2 separate regions of the Homo sapiens genome follow, and region 1 is linked to region 2. Evidence: chromatin loops called from intact Hi-C (ENCODE). Cell type or tissue: ovary. All regions are shown on one strand.

Region 1 (2,500 bases), 540 kb before region 2:
GTCCAAAAGCGCAAGAGCAGTGATGCTGACAGTTCTGATTTGCCAAAGAGAAGATGTAAAGTGATTCCTTTAAGTGAAAAGGTGGAAGTTCTCAACTTGAAAAGGAAAGAAAAAATATTGTATGCTGAGGTTACTGGGATCGACAATAAAAATGAATCTTCTATCCGTGAAATTGGGAAGAAGGAAAAAAAAGTGTGCTTGTTTTGCTGTCACATATCACCTTTATCATAGGTCTGTATATTTAGGAAAAGCATAGGATATATAGGGTTTATTACTATCCTCAGTTTCAGACATCCATCGTGAGTCTTGGAACATTTTGCCTTAGGATAAGTGGAGGGCTGCTGTAACTTAAGTGTATGTTTATGTAATTTTTTATTTATTTATTTTTTTTGAGACAGAGTCTCCCTGTGCCGCCCAGGCTGGAGTGCAGTGGCGCGATCTTGGCTCACTGCAAGCTCCGCCTCCCGGGTTCACACCATTCTCCTGCCTCAGCCTCCCGAGTAGCTGGGACTACAGGCGCCCGCCACCACGCCCGGCTAATTGTGTTGTATTTTTTAGTAGAGACAGGGTTTCACCATGTTAGCCAGGATGGTCTCGATCTCCCGACCTCGTCATCCGCCCGCCTCGGCCTCCCAAAGTGCTGGGATTACAGGCTTGAGCCACCGCGCCTGGCCTATGTAATGTATTTTTAATAATGGCTGTATGTAAAGCCAGTTCACAGAATTTCTGAAAGTTTAACAACCATCCATTGCAAGCTGGCAGCAGCCACTCCAAAGAACAATCCCTTAACTCTTTTTCCTTCTTCAAGAGGTCTTACTTTAACCCTCCCAGAACACGGTGATATTGACAATGTCTTCATGGTTTCACCATAATAAGTTGTGGTGGAAACAGTCAAACCAAGGTCCATCGGATTCTGCAACCATGCTATGCCCACCTCAGTACATTACCTACCCAAAAGCAGTAACTTTGTGAGATCTGTCCTGAGACTGCAAAGCCAATGAGTCTCTGGGCAAATGGTGCTAATTACACGTTATGACCACCAGGTGGAGAGCATGCCTGGCTTCTCCAAGAGAAAACTGGAGATGGGAAAGACTTTGAACAACTGTTTGGGTCCTCTTGTTTGACAGAGAACTTTTCCTAGCATTTTAGAATATTTGTGTACTTCATTAGGGAGGTAAATTCCCGTTTTCCCTCTAATTTTTCATACTATAATAATAGTAGTAACTGCAGCTGTGCATTAAGAACCATGCCTTGAAGTGCATCAATTCATTTATTCCACACATGAATTTCCATGAAGTATAAATAAGCACTCCTTACTTCTCCAGATGGGGAAATTCATTCACTCCTCAATCCATTTGTTTATTTCATAAACATTCATTAAGCACGTGCCATGATCCTGCCCATAGTATGAACAGGATCAAGATTCAATCTTAACAAATTCAGTTCCAAAGCTCACCCTCCTTTAAATATCACAAATACTTGATTTATTATTGCTTTATTAAATAAGGCCCCCAAATTTTAAGAAGCTTTCTGGAATTTATCTGAATTACCATCAAAGCTGTATAATGGTAGACAAGTTACTTTGCTTGTTCAATCCAGTTTTTTTCACCTGCAAAGTTCCTTAAGTTCACCTTAACCTCTTACTTTGAAGGATTTTGGTTAGCTAAGCAATGATTAAGTGAAGCTCATGGTATCAGCACTTGCCAGTCGGCATATTTGATGCGGCTGAAATCCCCGTGGATTTTTGTAACTATTGCCGATATTATACTACACAAAAATCTTAAAAGGGAGGGAGGAATACTAAGTGAGGCTAGAAAAAATAATCCTACATTATAATGAAGACACAGGACACATGGACAGTGTATCATAAAGATTCACCCTGAGTAACACAAAAGACCCTGAGTGGCCAAGGCAATCTTGAGTAAAAGGAACAAGGCTGGAGCCATCACACTTCCTGATTTCAAATTACATGACAGGGCTGTCGTGGTCAGTGGTACACCAAACATGCACACAAGTAAGGCAGAGTGCAGAGCCCAGAAATAAATGCATGCATTGATTAAACTAATTTTTGATGAAGGCATCAGGAATACACAATGGAGACAAGATGGTCTCTTCAAATAGTGGAGAGACTAGATATTAATGTGCAGAAGAACAGGGCAGGACCTGTTCCTCTGCACAGGGCAGGACCACGTTCCTCACACCATGCAAGGAAATCAATTTGGGGTGGATTAAATCAACTTGGGGTATACCCAAAACTACAGAACTCCTAGAAGAAAACATAGGGAAAAGATCCTTGGCATTGTATCTTGCCAATGACTTTTTGGGTATGAGACCAAAAGGACAGGCAGCAAAAGCACAAATAAACAAGTAGGGCTACATCAAACTAAAAAGCTTCTCCACAGCAAAGGAAAGAATCAACGGAGTAGAAAGGCAAACTACAAAATGGGAGAAAATATTTGCAAACTATATACCTGATAAGGGTTAATGTTCAATATAGACA
Region 2 (2,500 bases):
ACACACCTCATTTCATCCTTCTGGCGGCCTCATCTACAAGCTAGGGGTTCTTATTCCCATTCTATAAATGAGTTATTCCAGAATTGATGTTGCAGACGGGGCCCCTGCTACCTCAAGCATCCAGAAGTGAATTGACTGGTAATGAAAACAATTTGCCCTTTTCATTCCGGCCAACCGGAGGATATGCAAAAAGGAGAGCAAAATATCATCTCAAGTCTGCGAAAATGCACTGTTCCCTGTAAACACAGCTATGCAACCTCTCAAAAGAATGTTCCAGCAGGAGGAAGGCTCAGGACTGTGATTGAATAAGAATAATATTGGGAGTGCATTCACTTCTCTGCTTCTGCCTGGGGCCAAATAGACAATGAAACTTACCTTCTTTATGTTTCAACTAATTAAACCCAAGCATTTGGCTGCCCCCTCACTGCAAAGGTGGCTGAGGGGAAACCCAGGAGGCTCTGAAAGCCTTACTTGCCTGGCTGTTGCTTGTAATTGATGTTTCCTCTTTCATCATGTTTCATTTCATTCTGAAAGCTAACTGTGGGAACAAAATAGTCTCAGGTGTCTGGAGGCACAGGAGCCTCTTTCCCAGTGAGTCAGCCAGGCTCCTCTGGGAGAATCACTTGGGGAGGAGGAAAAAACACCACAAACCTGCAAACCTAATGCTCAAGTCAAGCCAAAATGGGAGCTGAGTTTTTTCCTTAGGACAAGGGAGGTGTACTGGGGTCACCCAACACCACCTTCAGGTAGGATAATTCACTGGCATGAGTCACAGGCGTTGGCACAGGAATGCGGTAGTACTCACAGCTATGACTGATCACAGTGGTGGAACACAATGCTAAGTCAGCAAAGGAAAAAGGTGCAGGGGTGAAGTCCAGAGGAAACCAGGGGCAAGCTCCAAAGAACTCTTCTAGCAGAGCCTCACGGGACGCGCTTCATCCCCACAGCAACGAGTTGTGACAACTCTTGTGAAATTTGTCTAACAAGGAAACTCATTAGAGACTTGGAGTCCAGGGTTTTTCTCGGGGGGTGGTCACATAGGCACTCTCTGCTTGGCAAGCAGAAAATTCCAGATTCCCAGAAAGAAAGCAGATATAAACCACACTGAGACAGCATAAACCACACTGTTTGCACAGTTTAGGTACACTGAGTCACTCTTACCAGATCTGGGAACGGTGGCAACCCTTCCAACATCCAAGTTCCCAGATGCAAGCCCGGGACTTACCCTGCAGCAGGCTTTTCTAGGAAGAGAAGTCTCAGGCGTGCTGTGAGAGCTCTTTTCTACACAGGAGGCCTTACCTCGGGGAGCCAGGCGACATTAGGTAGCACTGCTGGGATTGTGGAATTTTGTTCTTGTGGGGCCCTAACTTCAGAGGGCCTGGTTCAACAATGGGTACTTTTTTAAGGACTTCTGGACTGCGTTCTTCCCTGTGCCAGTGTGTTCAGTGGTGCAGACTGTCTTTATAAAGCCCTAAGGCATTGTGGCATGACTTCCTCTCTTATGCAATGGTGTGTGTACTCTGGCCCAGCTACCAAGTGTTACTTCCGTGTATTTTTACAGGACTCCTGAGAATCGTTCCAAGTGAGTTCACGGGAGGCTCTGTGTGAATCAGTAAGGCACATTAATATTGTTAAACGGGCTACGAGGTAATTTGCCTCCCATTGTCTGGCAATTTCTTTTATTATTTGGAGATGCTCTAAGCCAGTCTTGGCTGGGAATTGCAGAGTTCAATTTTATGTCCAGAGGCTTGGTCCCCAGGTTCCTGGCCTGGGAGATAATGGTAAGTGATTCATGGATTCTTGAATCTGACAAATAAATGAGCCTAGGCCCCTTATTTTACAAATATAGCAGTAAAAATATCAACAACACTACCACCAACCACCCCAATTTCCGGTTTTTATTGTGTACTTCATATCGACCCAGCACTGTGCTGTATCTTCATTCTCTCATTAAATCTTCACAGTAACTCTTCAAGGAGGGCAATGATTTAACAGATGAGGAACCTGAGGCGCAGAGAGGTTAAGTAACTTACTCAAGGTCACCCAGCAAAGAAGTGGCAGAGCTGAGAGTGGAAAAAAGCCAATTCCAACTACCTTTAACATTGACAGCACTTCCAGAGAGGCACACAGATTGCTTAAGATCACCCAAGGCCACAGAAAGACTCAGTGATGCAAGCAAGTGTTAAATCCAGAACTCTTGGCTCTTTCTTAAGCTTCCTTTGCTTTAACCATGTAGCCTTTTATTCAGTTGTTTGCAGTTTAGGCTGTAGTTAGTACTAGCCGTAACATCAATGCTTCTGGAGCAACTCATAACAATTTTGATCAGACTCATCATCTCATACCAATTGCAGGAGCTTCCTAACAGGCCTAGCATCCTCTAGTCTAATCCCTGAAATGTCCTTCACACTGCACCTATGAAGAACATTCTTAACCACAAATTAGAGCTATCAATTCCGTGCTAAAACCCTCCAATGGCTCCCCAGTGCCCATGGAATTTTGT

What was found. Hi-C counts contacts between places; a loop is a spot of excess contacts. Peaks named below come from ENCODE experiments on the same cell type or tissue, not always from the same donor. Only the 100,000 strongest peaks of a DNase experiment are listed, where the experiment ranks them.
Region 1: a loop joins it to region 2, with 2.9 times the contacts of the local background. A loop is called at or near these places in 13 of 110 quality-filtered maps.

What each region holds. Positions count from the first base shown.
Region 1 is chr4:10,548,386-10,550,885 of GRCh38, reverse strand. The region is part of intron 8 of CLNK (cytokine dependent hematopoietic cell linker); the gene reads left to right. Among named protein-coding and RNA genes, the nearest start is that of ZNF518B, 92 kb to the right of the region's middle. In ovary, a CTCF peak has its summit at 1,063 (motif pointing right); a DNase peak (open chromatin) is centred at 1,028.
Region 2 is chr4:10,005,418-10,007,917 of GRCh38, reverse strand. All of the region lies in intron 2 of SLC2A9 (solute carrier family 2 member 9), which reads left to right. It overlaps LOC124900664 (a long non-coding RNA gene), which reads right to left and starts at 1,438. Exons shown (of 2, transcript XR_007058026.1): 1 at 1,226-1,438. RefSeq lists enhancers at 245-294, 575-924, 784-1,983. In ovary, no CTCF peak of the experiment used is centred here; DNase peaks (open chromatin) are centred at 894 and 1,513.